2 separate regions of the Homo sapiens genome follow, and region 2 is linked to region 1. Evidence: read pairs that join two places in POLR2A ChIA-PET (ENCODE). Cell type or tissue: OCI-LY7. All regions are shown on one strand. Links, peaks and the distances in the headings refer to the core of each region. The heading gives the core; the rest is flanking DNA.

Region 1 (10,516 bases), core at 1,465-9,464:
TTTAAAAACTCACAAAAGGAAATATTTAGGAACAAATAGTTTCAATGAAGAATTCTACCAAAGATTTAAAGAAGAATTAACACCAATTAATCTCTTCCAGAAAATAGAAGCAGAGGAAGCATTTCCCAGTTTATTTTATAAAGCTAGAATTACCTCAATACCAAAACCAAACAATGACAATGGGAAGAAAAGAAAACTGTAGACTAATATTCCTCATGATGCAGCAATCTTTAACAAAATATTAGCAAGTGGAATTTACCAACATATAAAAAGAATTATATACAATGACCACGTGAGAGTTATCCCAGGGATGCAAAGCTGGTTGGATATTCACAATTAATTAATGTAATCCATCATATTATAGGCTGAAGAGGAAAATTTACTTGTTCATATCAATTGATGAAGAAAAAGTATTTAACCCACTTTAACACCCATTCATTATTTTTTTTTAATCTCAGAAATATAGGAGTAGAGGAGATCTTTCTTTACTTGATAAAGATCGTCTACAAAAATCCTATGGTGAACATACTTGATTCTGAAAGACTGAATAGTTTCTACCTAAAATCAGGAACAAGGCAAGAATGTCCACTCTCACCACTCTTATTCACAGTGTTGGAAGTTCTAGACAGTGCAATAGGCATGAAAAAGGAGATTAAAGGCATACAGATTGTGAAGTAAGAAATAAACAGCTCCCATTTGTAAGTGACATGATTGTCTATGTAGAAAATCACAAGGAAGCTACAGAAAAACTTCTAGATATGTGATTTCAGCAAATTAACAGAATACAGGATAAACCAGTATCAATTGTATTTCTACATACTCACAATGAACAAATGATACATATATATATATTTTTTTTTTTTCTTTTTTTTTTTTTTTTTTTGAGACGGAGTCTCACTCTGTCGCCCAGGCTGGAGTGCAGTGGCACGATCTCGGCTCACCACAAGCTCCGCCTCCGGGGTTCACGCCATTCTCCTGCCTCCGGAGTAGCTGGGACTACAGACGCCTACCACCATGCCCGGCTAATTTTTTGTATTTTTAGTAGAGACGGGGTTTCACCGTGTTAGCCAGGATGGTCTCGATCTCCTGACCTTGTGATCCGCCCACCTTGGCCTCCCAAAGTGCTGGGATTACAGGCGTGAGCCACCGCGCCTGGCCCAAAAATATAAATATATTATTTACAATTACTCAAATACATGAAACACTTATGTGTAAATCTAACAAAACATGCAAGACTTGCAAGCTAAAAACTATGTAATGCTGGTGAACGATATCAAAGAAGATCTATTCAGTCTCTATCTATGTGGAGAGAAATACTGTTCATGGATTGGAAGATTCAATATAGTAAATATGTCAATTCTCCCCAAACCAATATACAAGTTTAACACAATTCCAATCAAAATCTTTGCAAGATTTGTTAATTATAGGTAGGATTACTCTAAAATTTACATGGAAAGGCAAAGGGACTAGAATATCTAAAATATTCTTTTTTCATATTATTATATTTTATTGTAGTATGTGTAGTGTATACTAACTTAAAGGGAAAAAATGTAAACAAAATGAAAGACATGGGGAAAATGGCATCTTGCTTTAATCTTCAACTTAAAGTTACCCTTAACAATTCATTTATACCATTATGCCAAATTGTAGTCATCCCTGCAGAATTTTAGACAAATGAAAATGGACAAGGTAACACCAAAGAGATTAAGCACAGAAAGTGATATTGATTAAAAAGTTGAAAGTAAAATCTACCTTGGCTGGAACTGAACATTCAGATCCATCTCTAGAGGAAAATCTAACATGAATCATATGGTTCCTATTTTGACTAGTTCATAGCATATCAATTAGCAACTTATGACTTGAAAATACTTTTTCTCAGCTGCATTTGACTACCTAAAATCCTACCGAGCACGCTGTTTGGCATGTCTTACTCCTCTGAAATCATCATCTACTTTCTAAAAACCAGAAAATTAGTTTGCTTGTGATTTAAAATTCAAAAAAGTTTGTAGAAAACACAAAAAGAATCAACTATTTAAAGTCTCATCCTTTTCTTCTCTCTAAAACAGCTACTTCTACTAAAAGAAGAGTATGTGGATACTTTCTAAGAACTCAAAAACGAGAAAACCAAAATCAGAGGGTGCATGAATATATGTGCACAGGTATGTACAGATTTAATCTCTATATTCCCTAAAACATATTTAAACAGGTAATCCCAGCATTCTAAATTCAGAAAGCAAAAATAAACAGTTTTGTTTCTAAATCAGTGGTATTACTAGCTGAAATGTTTAGTAGAATACTGCACCTATAGTTCAGCAGTACTTTGATTATGTACCATTTAAGAAATCAAAATAATAAGCACATTCTTCTAACAGCAAAGAATTGTCCCACTTTTTATTTTGACATATTGATATTTCCATAAACTTGCAAGTGGAAAATAAGCTGTTCAATAAAAGCCTTCTTACATATATAATATACAGAAATTATTTTAGAAGTCTGTTCATATAACAGATTATTTTGGCACTAACAAAAATTGTATACAATCCATCAGTTGTATGGCTAGAAATGAAACCATCACTAAACCAAGACACACAGGGCTTTCCTGCACTTAGTTTCAGGAAAAAGTTCCAAGTAATTCTTACTGTGTTAGAAGAATAAAGTACATTTGTCATAGTATACATTATCATATTCCCTTAAAGCAGGGACTAAAGTTTTTAAATTAAACAATGTCCAGGCTTACTTCTGTCTGTACATTCAGGAATAATCATATCACTGGTTACATACAATTCTCTCCTCATGCAAAAAAAAAAAAAAAAAACCTCAAAAAAAAAAAACCTGTTGTTTTCTTAAGTCTAATTAAGCCAAACAAACTATTAATAGCAATTTAATTAGCAAGCTATAAATCAGAGAGGTATAAAAATTCAGCAGTTAAACTGTATTTCCCACCTATAGTACTGCTGCTACTCAATCATTTTCTTCATGTATTAGAAGAATTAATAGGCATTGATGGTCAAAATAAGAATTTCAATATTGCAGCAAATGACAGAAGAGTGAGCGAAAGAGTTCCTAATGTGTGACAGTCTTAATGATTCTTTAAAAGGTAAAGGATTGTATGCATGTGTGTGGAAAGGAGTAGGAAATAAAAGTAGGAGGTTAAGACAGGTATTTAAAGGGAATGCCAAGATAGCTGCATTAGAATCTTTATTTTTTAAAAAACTGAAGTCTGCCCAGAGTACCAAAAACATTAAAAAAAAAGAGCAGACATTGGTGCAAGTTTAACCTGTGAGAAAAAAGCTAGTTTTGATGAGAAAAAGTTCAGTCTTTTCCTTGTAAATACAAAGAAATGCAACAGGAATTTTAAAGGTAGTAGGCCAGAAAATGTAACAGTAACTCTTACAATCCTTTTCTTTTTTTTTTTTTTTTTTTTTTTTTTTTTTTTTTTTTGAGACGGAGTCTCGCTCTGTCGCCCAGGCTGGAGTGCAGTGGCACAATCTCGGCTCACTGCAAGCTCCGCCTCCCGGGTTCACGCCATTCTCCCTCCTCAGCCTCCCGAGTAGCTGGAACTACAGGCGCCCGCCACCATGCCTGGCTAGTTTTTTGTATTTTTTTTAGTAGAGACGGGGTTTCACCGTGGTAGTCAGGATGGTCTCGATCTCCTGACCTCGTGATCCACCTGCCTCGGCCTCCCAAAGTGCTGGGATTACAGGCGTGAGCCACCGCGCGAGGTCACAATCCTTTTCAATTAAACAGACAAATCAAGTTGAAGACAAGTGTTAAAATACTATTCAGCCTGAATATTTATCAGCATACATATCCTGTTGTTCAACTGGCTTTTGGTTAAAAAAAAAAAAGTCAACAAACTTTATAAGAGCTATCACCACATTTAGAGTGATGAAAATAAATTAGTTCCCCCCCAAAGATATTGTTTAACCTCTAAAGCATGAAAAGCTATATAATATACAAATTAACCAGTATTTTTACAAAAGTAATACAGTTTTGGACTGATGATATTACACCGTATTTGTGGTAAAGTACTAGGCACAAGAATATATATATCAATTAGGCATTTTCAGTCTAATCAGTCTTTAAGGTTTTCATTTAATTCTTGGCAATATATAATAACTGGTATGCACTTTGGTACTTAAGTCATGACTTGTGGAGAACGAGAAGCAATGTATTATAGCAACGGGGTTCATATCTAACAAACAATAAGAGTGTTGAACAAATCCCTTCTATGAACTTCGTGATTTATTTTGCTGTTGGTCACTTGCAGTAGATCCTTGATTTGATTCTTCCGTATTCATGCTTTCTCCATGTGCAGTCTCTAACATTTCTTCAACTTTGTCATCATCGTGTAGGTCTTTTGAAATTAATTGTCTAGCTAGTTTGATATTGAGTCCTTCATTGTAGTGAAGCGTCCTTCTCATTTCAAATTGTCGCTTTTTTTCTCGTTCTTCAGGTGAGAGGTCACTATCCTCCTCTCCACTGCTTTCTTGTTCCTGAACCTGATACTTTGGCTCCAAGCCTTCAGCAGCAGCTAAGTTCTTAGCCAAGCTATCTGTTGCCATAGCTTCAGTGGTTTCTGTATCACTACATGCATCTTCATCATCACCCATCGTACTATGGTAAGGAGTGCTTGGTTCATCTATTTTCATTAAACCATAGTCTTTGTCTGCTGGACGATATGTCGCCAGGATGTTCATTTCATCCCACTTCTGGGATTTTTTGCTCAGCTGCTCGTGGACACTCCCACGGGGATGTTCGGCCGACGCCACCATAGAGGAAGTCGTAGAGGTGTTGTCCTTCAGGATCCCCTTGAGGGGCCGTTGCGAGGCCGTGGAGGCCGCCATTGCCGGGTGCTCCGCCTGTCGGCTCAGGGTCGCTGCTTGGCGTGGGGTCCGCGAACAGAAGGGTCGGCACTAGCAGAGACCAGCAGGCAGACGCGGAGCCCGCTCAAGGCTAAAGCGGCCGCACCTGCTGCCTCGGAAAGGGGTACCGGAGCGGTTGTCAAGACACAATGACCCCGACGCCAGACTCAAGCGGGGAAAAGCGGGCCTAGAGCTCCAGGGCGGGAGCGACGCCGACGCCTAAAACATTCTTGAAAAAGAAGAATAAAGTGAGTTGAAAATCAGTCTGCCCTATTTCAAGTATTGTTTTATAGCTACAGTAATCAAGACTGTGTGTTACTAGCAGAGGAATGGACACACAAATCAGTGGAACAAAATAGAGAACGTAGAAAAAGACCCACACAATCTGCCCAAATGATTTTTGAAAGAGGTGCAAAAGGAAGTCAGTGGAAGAAAAATAGCCTTTTTCACAAATAGTGAATTGAACAATGGTGAAATGGAACAATTGGGCATCCATAGGCAAGATAATAAAATAAAAATGAAACTTGACCTAAGTCTCACGCCTTATGCAAAATTTAATTCCAACTGGATTGGATTGCTTGAGTCCAGGAGTTCAAGACCAGCCTGGGTAAGATAGCAAGACCCTGTCTATACACAAAAATGAAAAATAATGTTGGTGTGGTGGCTCCTGCCTGTAGTCCCAGCTACTTGGGATGCTGAGGCAGAAGGATTGCTTGAGCCCAGGAGTTCGAGGCTGTCATAAGCTGTGACACACCACTGTACTCTAGCCTGGGTGACTGAGCAAGACTCTGTTTCAAAAAAAAAAAAAAATGTCAGAGAAATGCAATACCTTAACCTTTACCAGATACAATTAATTAAAATAAATAAACAAAATGGATTATGGAGTAAATGTAAAGCATAAAACTCTTAAATTTTAGAAAAATAGAAAATATTTGAGATATAGGTCTAGGCGAAGAATTCTTAGGCTTGACATTGAGAGCATGATCTATGAAAGGAAAAACTGATAAATTGGATTTCATCAAAATGTAAAACTGTTGCTTTGTGAAGATCTGGTAAGTGGATGAAAAAATGAGCTACACAGTAGGAGAAAATATTTGCAAACTATGCATTGAACAAAGGACTAGTATCTAGAGTATATAAAGAACTCTCAAAACTCAACAAAGAAAACACATTAAAAATCCAATTAGAAAATAGGCAAAAGACTTAAGGTAATATTTCACTAAGGAGGATATAAAAATGGCAAATTAGCACATGAAAAGTTGTTCAACATCATTAGCCATTAGGGAAATGCAAATTAAAACCACAATGAGATAATCGCTCCACACCTATCAGGATGGCTAAAATAAAAATAGTGACAATGGGCTGGGTGCGGTGGCTCACACCTGTAATCCCAGCACTTTGTGAGGCCAAGGTGGGCAGATGACCTGAGGTCGGGAGTTTGAGACCAGCCTGGCCAACATGAAGAAACCCTGTCTCTACTGAAAATACAAAAGTAGCCAGGTGTGGTGGCACATGCTTGTAGTCCCAGCTACTCGGGAGACTGAGGCAGGAGAATCACTTGAACCCGGGAGACAGAGGTTGCGGTGAGCAGAGATCGCACCATTGTACCTAGCCTGGGCAACAAGAGTGAAACTCTTTCTCAAAAAAAAAAAAAAAGGCGACAATGCTAAATGCTGGCAAGGAAGAAGAGATACTGGATCTCTCATAATTTCTGATGGGAATATAAAATGGTACAGCCACTCTGGAAGATGATTTGGCAGTTTCTTAAAAACAAAACAAAACCAACAACAACAACAAAAATCCAACAACTAAGCATACTACTACCATCCTGCCCAGCAACTGTACTCCTGGGTATTTAGCCCCAAGAAATGAAAACTTGCATACACAAATACACAAGCACAGACAATGCCTTCACACAAAACCTTGTATGCAAATGTTTGTCTAACTGCCTACTCATTGTAGCCAAAGATAACCCAGATATCCTTTAACAGGTAAATGGTTAAACCAACTATTGTACACTTATACCATGAAATAATACTCAGCAATAAAAAAGAATGACTGATACACACAACAACCTGGATGAATCTCCAGAGAGTTATACTGAGTGAAAAATGCCAGTCCCAAAAGGTTACATACTGCAGTGAGCTGTGATCACGTCACTTCACTCCAGCCTGAGCAACAGAGCAAGACCCCATCTCTAAAAATAGATAAAGAAACAAAAAAGATGGATTACAGAGTAAATGTGAAGTGTAAAACTATTAAAATTTTAGAAAAATAGGAGAAAATCTTTGAGATGTAGGGCCAGGCAAAGAATTCGTAGGCTTGACATCAAAAGCATAATCCAGGCTGGGCGTGGTGGCTCACGCCTGTAATCCCAGCACTTTGGGAGGCCGAGGCAGGCAGATCATTGAGGTCAGGAGTTCGAGACCAGCTGGCCAACATGGTGAAACCCGTCTCTACTAAAAATACAAAAATTAGCTAAGCAAGACGGCACATGCTTGTAATCCCAGCTACTCGGGAGGCTGACTCATGAACATCACTCGAACCTTGGAGGTGGAGGTTGCAGTGAGCTGAGATGGTGCCACTGCACTCCAGCCTGGGTGACAGAGTGAGACTCTATCTCAAAAAAAATAAATAAATAAATAAAATAAACTTTATTGAAAAGAAAAAAAAAGCACAATCCATTTGTATAACATTTTGTATTAAGAAGCTTGAAATGACAAAAGTACAGAAATAGAGAAAAAATTCATAGTTGCCAGTGGTTAAGGAAGTGATGGGGGTGGGAAGGAGGTGAACCGACCATAAAAGGGCAAGATAAGGGATACTTGGAGTGACAAAAATACTGTCTTGACTGTAATATTGACATTGACACAAATGTCAATATCCTGATTGCAATACTGTACTGAAGTGTTATAAGATGTTACCATCAGGGAAACTGGATTAAAGGGTAAAAGGTTCTGTCTGTATTATTTCTTACAACTGCATGTCACTCTCTAATTACCTCAAAATAAAAAGTTAAATTTAAAAAACATGTATGAGGATGTGCATAGTTTTTCAAAATACATTTAAGAAGTTCATGAGTGGAAAGTTTGAGTGAATAAAAATTATATCTGGAATTCTGGTTTGCAAATTAGCCTGGGAAATGTAGCCTGACTCAGTGTGACTCAGTTCTATACCACTGTTCTCAGCTCTGCTGTTGCTCACTGCTAACGTTGAAGCCAAATATCTCTTGAGTTGCAGGGCAACCAAGATCCCATGATCCAATGTTGCTCTCACTCACCTTGGCCTTTGAGAGAGAACAGGAAAGAAGATGGAGAAGAAGGATTTTCCCTTTGCCCCATTTTCCTCTTTTTGGGCTGAACTGTGTCCCCCTATAAGTTCATAATGTTGAATAAACCCAGTACCTCAGAACGTGAATTTTTTTTGGAGTTAGAGTCTTTAAAAAGATAATTAAGTGAAAATGAGGTTATGAAAGTAGGTCCTAATATAGCTAGTATCCATATAAAAAGAGATTAGGACATACATACACAGGGGGCAGTCCATAGGAAGATGCAGGGAAAAGACAACCATCTGCCAGCCAAGGACAGAGACCTCGGAAGAAACCAACCCTGCTGACACCTTGATCTCACATTTCTAGACTCCAGAGCCAGGCGGCAATAAGTTTATGTTGTTTAAGCCATTCAGTCTGTGGTATTTCTTATGGTAGCCCTAGCAAACTAATACATCCTCCTATATTTGGACATAGGCCTGTCCTTCTTGATTAAAGGAATGTAAAAATAAGACTGTTGTCAAAGTTTTAACAAGACTTTATGAAGGCTTGGGCAAAATTGAAAAGGAAAAGACAATAGAAAATTCTTCCATTCTGATCACAGATATTACAGATGTAAGAGATCACAGGCTCCAGTCATCTAAGGGTTCTCCAACTAGAAATAGACCTGGTATGGCTGATGCTACTAATACCTGCCATGTTCCTTGGGCCTTACCACTGTAGTGCACACTGGCTGGACATTTGCATCATTCCTGAAGGCTTCCTCAAAGCCAAGAAGGGCCACTCTGCCCGACTCACAGCAGACTAGAAGGGCCGAAGAGTTCACGTGTCAGGCAGCAGCCTTCAACCAATGGGAATTGATGTACAATTGCCCAACTCCCTCCTTCCGTGGCTGGGTTAACTCTGAGGCAAGTGCTTTCCCAGAATTTCCCCAGGGGATTAAGTTCCAGTCATTCACCCTTCGTTGGCTGTTTTCCCTTCCCAATCTTTTACTCAGCTGCTACTGAAGTTTCATGCACCTCCAAAATAAATTACTTTCATTCATGTCCCTGTGTCAGGGACTGCTTCTGGAAGAAACCAAACGAATGCACCCCGGGTTAGCTTCTAATTTGCTTCACAGCAGTAAAGGTCAACTTTTCTTTGCATTACCCAAGAGAAAACTTAGCCATTACCTCATCATGGTGCTTGGATCCCTAGAACCCTGTCTCTCATGAAACCCTGATTCCTTCCTTTCCTTGTCAAGATCTTTCCTTACCCAGCATGGATGACAGTCCATTCTATTGAGTACTAAGAAAAGAGAGTTTAGAAACTGTCAGAAATATTTTTATTTCATTCAAATTTGTAATATTCCGTAGACCAGAAACAGCACACTCTTTGATCCCATCCTTGTATGCCCAAAATATCTGAGTTGGAGGAGGCACTGACCCTCTGTCACACAGTTTAACTGGATTACAGAGTGCAAGACCCCAAAACCAGTTCCTGACACTCTTTCTGTCTTCAGCCTGTGGATTCTTATCACTTCCACAGAAGAAAATTGGCTCTAAGATTATCCGGAGTACTTCCCAAATCTATTATTTATGGAACAAGTGCTGACTTCAGATATCTAGTAATCTAAGGTTTTTCATCTCCAAAGACCTTTCTTTCATTTGGCCTCTACTGGGTTTTCTATTTTTTTTATTTATTTATTTATTTATTGAGACAAGGTCTCACTCTGTCACCCAGGCTGGAGTACAGTGACCTGAACATGGCTTGCTGTATCCCTAACCTCCTGTGCCCAAGCAATCCTCCTGCTTCAGCCTCCTGAGTAGCTGAAACCACAAGTGAGCGCCACCATGCCCAGCTAATTTTTTTTTCTTTACTTTTCTTTTTTTTTTTTTTTTTTTTTTTTGTAGAAACTGAGTCTCGTCATGTTGTCCGGGCTGGTCTTGAACTCCTGGGCTCAAGCAATCTTCCTGCCTTAGCCTCCTAAATGGTTAAAGGCATGTGACCATCACACCTGGCCTACCATGGTTTTCAAATGTAAAATTTTAAATGAAAAATCTTAATCTTTTGGTCATTGCTGTTTTGCTGTGGTCTGTCTCCCATGGCATGAGGGGAAATGCGTTATCTGCCTCTGTTGTAGAAAGATGCCTGAGGAAAATAATCCTCAGTTGATGTCTCAGGATTTTTCCTGCCATATACCTGGAATGTGTAAAAGCACAGGAAATATCCTAGTATAACACAAACTACACACAGTTACCTTTGGGACCTAGAATGGAATGGGGAGGAGGGAGAAACAAAGGAGACCTTTTACTCCGTACCCTTCTGTATGGTTTGAACTTGTTGTTTTTTTTTTATAGACGGAGTCTTGCTCTGTAGCCCAGGCTGGAGTGCAGTGGCACAA
Region 2 (9,682 bases), core at 604-8,603, 140 kb before region 1:
TGTCATATATCTCTCCTAATCGCACTAGGGCACTTACTCTGAATCCACACAGAAGGAGACACCCCTCACCCCTCATGAGGAATCATGGCTTGCCCCTGTAGCATCCCATCTCTACTACTTACGAGCCATGTGACCCTGGGAAAAGTCCTTTACCTCTCTGAGTTTTAATGTCCTCCTTGAAAAATGTGGATGATACTAAAGTATGACAAGTATTTATAAAGAGTAATTCATTCCAAGTGCAGTATATGTACATTCCTCACAACTGCCTAATGAGGTACCATCAGTGCCTCCGGCCAAAGACCACGAAGAGCATACCCTTGAATGAACAAGTTGGCTTTATTGTTCATTGCAATGATGGAGAAAAGTCACCATGGGGAATCATGCAGCAGTTCAGTAAGAGATTGTTGGAACCAAAGAAGTAGAACTAGGAGAACACATATATTAAGAGAATGACTGAAAGGAATTAATTTGTGCAACTGTGGGGGTGGACTAGGCAAGTCTAAGACCCACTGGGAGGTGGTCATCAGGAAAGGCAGGTTGAAATTCTTAGCACTGGCTGACGTGCTGTCCACAGTGGAATTTCCGTTTCCTCAGAGAAGCCTCAGCTCTGCTCTTAAGACTTTTCAACTGCTTAGACTAAGCTCACCCAATTTATCTCAGATAAATTCTTACTTAAAGTTAACTGATTATGAACTTTAATGACATCTACAAAATATCTTCACAGCAACACCTAGATTATTAGTGTGTGAATAACTGGGGACCACAGTCCAGTCAACACATAAAATTGACCATTAATCAATTGTAAGATTTGTGCTTGTGTTAGGTAATTTTGAGGAGGAGTTAAGAAAGAGGGACTTCATTTTTAACTGGATTCTGACAGAAAGCAGGGAGTGGGGATGGCAATGCTATGATTGGGTAGCTTCATAAATACTACCTAGAGGGACGGAAGACTATCCTGAGGCTACGGCTGTGATTGGTAAAGAAGCAGCAATCACTCTTTCGAGAGATGTGCCTGGTTATTTTTGTAGTTTGGACAATATTCATGTTTTGTCTGGGTGCAGACGTGATGACTGAGTGGCCTTATTTTCTGTCTCAATCCATCGCACTCACAGAGTACCTGTCTGATTCTGATGTTCTATGAAATTGATTATCTTCAACAGGAGAATCAAAACCAGCTGTGCACACCAGGCTAGCTCCTAGCAACCCCAAGGCCTTGTTAATTGCATCCAGGCAGCCCCCAGGTATCAGGACACTTTTTATTTTACCTTTTTTTAGTCTCTGCCATTGGGAGGCAAGACAACATGCTGAGAATCTCAGAAGGCCATTCAACAAGGACAGAGTGATTCTAAATGAAACCTCCATTACTAACTTGTTGTTTCTATAACATACAGAAAATAGATTCATCTGAAAAAAGGTAAGTTTCCCTGTGATTACTACATTTTAGCTCATTCCCTAGTCCCTTGCAATATCTGAAATCTTAATGTGGTTGGATAACAAATATGAAAAGATCCAGTAGTTTAAGAAAAGTAAACCTATTTTCTAAGTTAAAGCAATTCTCCTTATTCTACTCTCAATATTTGACTTGACATTCTTAAATTAAAAAAAAAAAATTACTGGCCGGGCGCGGTGGCTCACATCTGTAATCTCAGGACTTTGGGAGGCTGAGGCAGGCAGATCACGAGGTCAGGAGATCGAGACCATCCTGGCTCACACGGTGAAACCCCATCTCTACTAAAAATACAAAAAATTAGCTGGGCGCGGTGGCGGGCGCCTGTAGTCCCAGCTACTCGGGAGGCTGGGGCAGGAGAATGGCGTGAACCCAGGAGGCAGAGCTTGCAGTGAGCCGAGATAGCACCACTGCAGTCCGGCCTGGGCCAAAGAGTGAGACTCCGTCTTAAAATAAATAAATAAATAAAATAAAATAAAATAAATTATTAGAGTAATTGAGCCAGCCAAAGCTTTTTTAATGTAATCAATGTCCCTAAATTTCCTTTAAATATATTCAAGCAGCTCCGAAACACAGAGCATAAAGATTACTAGAAGCAAAACAAAAAACTGTGTAAAAGATCGGTTACTGTAGGCAGCACCGCATGACAGTCTAACCCCTTTAATTGCCCTGGTCAAAAACACCTGGAGCTTTTGAGAACTTACCCAACTGGATTTATACAAGTAGAAAAGGCAAAGGTATTGCTTGGCTACCACCAGCAGAGATCCCTAGGAAGGTGGGGTCAAGTCAAAATTTGGGGAATACCATATACACTATGGAAGCAAAAAGAAAAATAGCTAACCCACATACAGAAGCCAGAGAAAGGGGAGGGAATGGGGACTGCCAGGGAGGAAAATCACTTCAGGGAAGAATTCCTGGAGAATGTAACCCAGAAAACCCTGAAGGATGCCATATTATTGATGACCTTACCTATCCAAGCGGCTGCTCAGAAATTCCCGCCCCTCTTGACACTAGCAGACATGCACACATGACAGAAGATTCAGATTTAGTATCTTCCCTTTATTTATAGAAAATTTCCTCAAGACCATGCTGTGTGGAGGATGTGTCAGAACCAGAGGATGTCCCTGTCTTCTTCCAGGGCTCTTAATATAAACTCTGCAACTGGCAAACAATATGTCACCATAGGGGATTTTTCTGATTGGCCAAAACCTGACCTGGCAGGGTTTGGTTTGGGTGTCTTCAGATTTGCTTGTCTCGAGGTCCTCACAATTGCTCTACAGCTCAGAGCAGCAACTGCTGAGGCTGCCTTGGGAAGAAGATGATCCTAAACAAAGCTCTGCTGCTGGGGGCCCTCGCCCTGACTGCCGTGATGAGCCCCTGTGGAGGTGAAGACATTGTGGGTGAGTACATGAGTGAGGAATGTTCTCTGGAGCTGAAAAACAGTAAATTAAAGGAAAAGAGAGAGTGTAATTTGCTAAGAAATAGTAGAAATTTCCCAAGGGTCTTTTCAATATTAAGAAATTTTAAAATTATGGCAGTTCCTCCTTTAGGAAACCAGAGCTCCAACCGACTCTCTTTGCTACCTGTGCTATTGGAGTTTACCAAGGACGTTGTTCTGTTTATATTATATCCAGAGACTATAGCCTGGAGGTCTGTGTGGCATTCCATCATGATTGCCTCAAAGACTAGGGATGTTTCCATGAATGGAGTATTTTTTTGTTATTAAAAATTTCTGAACTGTTACTCCCAAATTTCTCTGAACAACTTTTGAAGCTTTTCATATGCCTCCTATAGCATATGTTGGGGTAGATAGTTCCATGAAGTATGTACACTCTATAGATATAAAGAAAGAGGTTCTTTTCTTTCTCTCAGACTTACATTTCCACATGGGAATTGGCACAGGTGGGGAGTAGGTGAAAGAGCCCAGCAGGCTGAATGCCTTCAACAATCATTTTACCACGTGGTAAATGTGGTACTTACTCTCTGCTACCTCATATATGTCACCTCGCTTATGATCAAATAAAATGGGCATGTAGATATGCTTTATGAATAGTAAAAACATGAATGTCAACTTTTTTTAACTTATTCCTATTACAGGTATAACTTCGTATTTTTTCTTTAGCAAAGTAAGGAATATATTTTAAAACTGAGAACTTTATGATAAAATGCTTGGTAAATTAAATTATTTTATTCTCAAATTGTCAACCCAAATTACTAGTTCTTCACCTTATCTAATGAAGTCTTATAAAGAGAAAAATGGGCAGGCACAGATAATTATTTGGTCCCTTAGTCCCCTCTGCCTTTGTCGTCCATCTCTTCCCACCTCTCTTCATGCATCCCTTTCTCCCTCTTCCCTTTCAGGATCCATCTCTGACTCCCTGCTCCTTTACAGACATGGGCAGTGGGTTTGTAAAACAAAAGTTGGAAAGTCAAATAGTTAAAAGGGGAAGTGAACTGGAAGCTACTCTAAACTTTCACAACCTTATTAACCATGGCTGCTCCCATTCTGATTTTGTTTGGCAGTGGAAGTTTCACCTGCTTCTCCAGAGCACTTGGCTTTTTTGTTTCAAATTTCCTTTCTTCAACCTCACACCAGAGTGCCCCGGTCAGGCTCGACTTATCCATTAGGAACAGTGTGGGCAGTGAAGGGGACCCTCCAAACTGTAAAGCTACAAGAGAACGTTTTAACTCCTTTTAAAATTAGAAGAAAAATGAAGTTTTACAGTCTATGAAAATGTTTTAACTTTTTTTTTTTTTTTTGACGGAGTCTCGCTCTGTCGCCCAGGCTGGAGTGCAGTGGCACGATCTCGGCTCACTGCAAGCTCCGCCTCCCAGGTTCACGCCATTCTCCTGCCTCAGCCTCCCGAGTAGCTGGGACTACAGGCGCCCGCCACTGTGCACGGCTAATTTTTTGTATTTTTAGTAGAGACGGGGTTTCACCGTGTTAGCCAGGATGGTCTCGATCTCCTGACCTCATGATCCGCCCGTCTCAACCTCCCAAAGTGCTGGGATTACAGGCGTGATCCACCGCGCCCGGCCTTAACTTTTAATGTAGCCTGGATTGTATTTGTCTTTATACCAATACAATCAGAAGCTGTAATTTTCCGTATTTTTATGGAGGAAGGCGCCCACAAAAGCAACAGTGCTCGGGGCTCACAAGTCAGAATTCAGCCCTGGGCATCCCTGATCCTGGGCTTTGCGTGGTTCTGCTACCTGGGTGCCTGTCAGTCTTCCCCAAAATCTATGTAATTGTCAAAAATTGCAATTGTCATTCAATACACATGTTTGAGCACACAATGAGCTAACTTTTGGGAATTCAAAGATAAAAAATCATGCTGTCTGCCTTGCAGAGGGTGCACAAACCAGTGATGGAAACAGTATGGGGCACAGGAAAGCAGAAGGCCCTGCTGAGCAGGACACTGGCCCAGCAGAGGCTGAAACTATAAAAATGACTTGGTTCCAGCTGGGCCAGTAGAGTGATGTCCTCCAGCAACACTTAGCACCCAGGACAAGTACCAGATGAAAAGAAGGATTGCATGTATTCCACATATATTCATGTTTGAACAAGGAGTCAAAGTTTATTGTAAGGATAAGGAGTCTTTGTTGGTGGCCTGTTAAGTAACCAACCAGGGCAGTCATGCTGGGTAGGGAAGAAGGTGAGCTGGAGGAGGAAAAGACAAACTTGGAGAGCCAGACATTGAGATTCCATTGAGGCGTTGGAGGTCACAACGCGGTCAAAAACATGTTGAGAGGACTTAGCTGCAAAGTTGTTAACTAAGTAGAAACCTCAAGGATGAATTTTAGGATTTCTCCAGGAAATCCTAAAAGATAACTTCTTTCAGGGAGAAAAAACAGACCCTTGCAAAGACATGAAAGGAAATGTAGTTTGGTTTGATTGGCAGATAGTTGTGAAGAATGTCGGACTGTAAGGCTGTCGATATCCTCCTCACAGAATTCCCCAAAGTACATTGTATTTGCTCCCTTACCGACCTGATTCTCCCACTATTCAGTTCATTCCTTGATGCTGTTTTAAGCAACCCCTGCTCTGTCTGACACTTTTGGATGCTCAGTAAATGAGGAAGGAAGGAAGGAAAGATAAAATGGTAAAGGGCTCACACATGTCTTAACAAAAATGTCCAGTTCGGCTCATTTGGCTATACTTCATGGCTGCTGCTCTGCCCTGGCATCCTCGGATAAGCTCGCTGCCCATTAGAGGAAAAAGGGTTTAATTTACCTGAGTCCTCGAGTGAATGTAATTGTTGAATCAGAACACTATAGATATTTAGTAACCTCCTTCAGAGGAAAAAAAAAAGTGGGGGCAATGACAGAAATTAAAAAACCAGTTGAGCTTCCACTTTTCATTTCAGAAGAAATCAGGTGCTCTCCTCTAAGGACCACTACTATTAACAAAACAGAGACCTTAGAAGAATTGTTTATTTGTTATAAATGTATAATGTTGCTATTCTTGTAATAGTCTTTCTTGTACCCTATAATTGTTAGAAGAAATTATTTTAAGTTAATACGTTCCTACATGCTTTTCTTTGGTTTAAAAAAAAAAAAAAAGGAAACTCTGTGTAGAAAGTGTCCTGTTCTGATCTAGTCCTGACAGGAAACGAAGTATAATCAACTTGTTATTAACTGAGAGAGAAAACTTAGGAAGCAGAGGGAAATAAACTGAATCTCTGAGTAAGAAAACTAAATCCTATGATAACTCATTCATTCCTTCCTTTGTTTATTGCAATATTCATCATAAGCTTATGATGCGCCAGGCACTAAGTAGGCACTCAGGAAATAACAGACGTGTGACGTTCTGCCTTTGTGGAGCATATGTTATAGTGAGAAAGACAGAATCAGTTCTAACCTGATGACTACCAACGTTAGGCAAGGAGGAAGCAGGTGTTAGGAAGATTGTTCAGGGACTGTGCCAAAGATGAAGCCCATAATATTTGAAAGTGAGTTTCTTCAATCACTTTCTGTATTAAGGTTCTTTCTCCCTGTGTTCCACCCTCCTGCTTGTCACCTTCACTCGTCAGCTGACCATGTTGCCTCCTATGGTGTGAACTTCTACCAGTCTCACGGTCCCTCTGGCCAGTACACCCATGAATTTGATGGAGACGAGGAGTTCTATGTGGACCTGGAGACGAAAGAGACTGTCTGGCAGTTGCCTATGTTTAGCAAATTTATAAGTTTTGACCCGCAGAGTGCACTGAGAAATATGGCTGTGGGAAAACACACCTTGGAATTCATGATGAGACAGTCCAACTCTACCGCTGCCACCAATGGTACGTGTCCACCATTCCGCCTCTCTTTACTGAAACTAATCTTTCATACCAAGTTTTACTCCCTTCTTCTCAAGAGATTTCCAGATCTTCTCATGGTAATTGCTGAAATTTTATCATCTCCCATCTCTAAAATCACATATTCCCATGTAATACAAGGGTCTTTCCATTATGTATTAATTCCTACTTTATTAAACATGCCCACAGAGAGAAGGGCACAGGAATAAAGCAGAGGCAATGTGTCGTTGCTCCCAAGCAGAAGGTAAATAAGACCTCTTTGACTATCAGGTGGTGAAATGCTGGTAGGAGGGCTCTTCCAGGATGTAATGCAGAAGCTCATGGCAGAGCTATTCACACTTCACATCAGTGCTGTTTCCTCACCACAGAGGTTCCTGAGGTCACAGTGTTTTCCAAGTTTCCTGTGACGCTGGGTCAGCCCAACACCCTCATCTGTCTTGTGGACAACATCTTTCCTCCTGTGGTCAACATCACCTGGCTGAGCAATGGGCACTCAGTCACAGAAGGTGTTTCTGAGACCAGCTTCCTCTCCAAGAGTGATCATTCCTTCTTCAAGATCAGTTACCTCACCTTCCTCCCTTCTGCTGATGAGATTTATGACTGCAAGGTGGAGCACTGGGGCCTGGACGAGCCTCTTCTGAAACACTGGGGTAAGGATGAGTTCCACCACTTCATGGGTTTCTAATAATAGACTTCACTCTTCTCCCTAAGCCTGGGGCCTTGAGTCTTGCAGAGCCAGCCCTCCACCCCATCCCATCCCACACACATGCACATGAGCACACTGCACATTCTGACCTCAACAGCTCCACTTTCACAGAGCCTGAGATTCCAGCCCCTATGTCAGAGCTCACAGAGACTTTGGTCTGCGCCCTGGGGTTGTCTGTGGGCCTCATGGGCATTGTGGTGGGCACTGTCTTCATCATCCAAGGCCTGCGTTCAGTTGGTGCTTCCAGACACCAAGGGCTCTTATGAATCCCATCCTGAAAAGGAAGGTAAGATTGAGATTTGTTGGAGCTGAAACCTCAGTATGAGAGGGAGGAAAGTGGGAGGGGGTTGTGGACATGAATGTGGTTGAAAGTTGTAGGCGAATTGGGAAGTGGCATGATGATCACACAGGAGGCCCCTCAGACCCATCGATCTCATGTCTGTCCTGTTGCAGGTGCATCACCATCTACAGGAGAAGAAGAATGGACTTGCTAAATGACCTAGCACTATTCTCTGGCCTGATTTATCATATCCCTTTTCTCCTCCAAATGTTTCTTCTCTCACCTCTTCTCTGGGACTTAAGGTGCTATATTCCCTCAGAGCTCACAAATGCCTTTCAATTCTTTCCCTGACCTCCTTTCCTGAATTTTTTTATTTTCTCAAATGTTACCTACTAAGGGATGCCTGGGTAAGCCACTCAGCTACCTAATTCCTCAATGACCTTTATCTAAAATCTCCATGGAAGCAATAAATTCCCTTTTGATGCCTCTATTGAATTTTTCCCATCTTTCATCTCAGGGCTGACTGAGAGCATAACTTAGAATGGGCGACTCTTATGTTTTAGGCCAATTTCATATCATTCCCCAGATCATATTTCAAGTCCAGTAACACAGGAGCAACCAAGTACAGTGTATCCTGATAATTTGTTGATTTCTTAACTGGTGTTAATATTTCTTTCTTCCTTTTGTTCCTACCCTTGGCCACTGCCAGCCACCCCTCAATTCAGGTACCAACGAACCCTCTGCCCTTGGCTCAGAATGGTTATAGCAGAAATACAAAAAAAAAAAAAAAGTCTGTACTAATTTCAATATGGCTCTTAAAAGGAATGACAGAGAAATAGGATACAAGAATTTTGAATCTCAAAAGTTATCAAAAGTAAAAAATTTTGTTACCAAAAGTCAAACTGCATTCTCAAAACTTTAAATTTGTGAAGAATGACAACAGTAGAAGCTTTCCTCTCCCCTTCTCACCTTGAGGAGATAAAAATTCTCTAGGCAGGAAAAGAAATGGAAGCCAGTTAGAAAAACATTGAAATAAGGCCAGGCACGGTGGCTCACACCTATAATCCCAACACTTTGGGAGGCCAAAGTGGGCAGATCACTTGTGGTCAGGACTTCGAGACCAGCCTGGCCAACGTGGTTACACCCTGTCTCTACTAAAAATACAAAAATTAGCTGGGCATGGTGCTGGGCACCTGTAATCCCAGCTACTCAGGAGGCTGAAGCAGGAAAATCGCTTGAACCTGGGAGGTGGAGGTTGCAATAAGATTGTGCCACTGCACTCCAGCCTGGGCAACAGAATGAAACTCCATCTCAAAAATAAATAAATACATATAAATAAATTTTTTAAAAAAGAAAAATATTAAAATAAGGCAATAATATAAGGGGGTATCTGAAAAGGAACAAATGCTTGTTCCTTACTTAGGGTTAGTGACAATGGAAAACAGATAGAAGTAGAAGCTACAGACCCATTTAGGGGCCCCAGCCCCCTGCTCCTCCCCCTTCCTGGCTAAGGAAAGCATGAGCCTATGAGAGAGAAATCCTAGGAAGAACAAGACAGTTGAGACAATGTAGCAGCAGTAGTGGGTGCTGTGTCCTACACTGGATTCGTGGTCTCCTAATAGAAAATCTCTCAGAGGAAATGGGTCCACAGGGACCTGAGAGCTCTAAACAGCTATGAAATCTGCCAGGATATTTCTGTCCATGCTATCTGCATCAGTGAGTTTAAAATGTAATAGGAGAAAAAAAAGAGACAAAACATTAACATAATAATTGATACAGCATAGTTTTGTACAAAGAAACCTAAATCCAAATACTTGACTCAGTATTTTGAAGCTAGTATTTTAAACTTTACTGGGTAAAGTATCTGATTGACATTTCTGAACCTTATTTTTCTCATCCACAATGTGGGAGTGATAATATTTTCCTTGCAGAGTTATTGACAGAATTTGAAT

The links. ChIA-PET counts read pairs that join two places held together with the same protein. Peaks named below come from ENCODE experiments on the same cell type or tissue, not always from the same donor. Only the 100,000 strongest peaks of a DNase experiment are listed, where the experiment ranks them.
Region 2: POLR2A ChIA-PET joins it to region 1 with 13 read pairs; 2 of 35 experiments call an interaction of 5 or more read pairs at or near these places.

Annotation. Positions count from the first base shown.
Region 1 is chr6:32,874,987-32,885,502 of GRCh38, forward strand. It overlaps the pseudogene PPP1R2P1. Among named protein-coding and RNA genes, the nearest start is that of PSMB9, 26 kb to the left of the region's middle. In OCI-LY7, for the core only: no CTCF peak of the experiment used is centred there; no DNase peak of the experiment used is centred there.
Region 2 is chr6:32,738,679-32,748,360 of GRCh38, forward strand. HLA-DQA2 (major histocompatibility complex, class II, DQ alpha 2) reads left to right here and starts at 2,713. Exons shown (of 5, transcript NM_020056.5): 1 at 2,713-2,847; 2 at 6,481-6,729; 3 at 7,113-7,394; 4 at 7,562-7,736; 5 at 7,904-8,520. The coding sequence starts at 2,766. The coding sequence ends at 7,716. In OCI-LY7, for the core only: no CTCF peak of the experiment used is centred there; no DNase peak of the experiment used is centred there.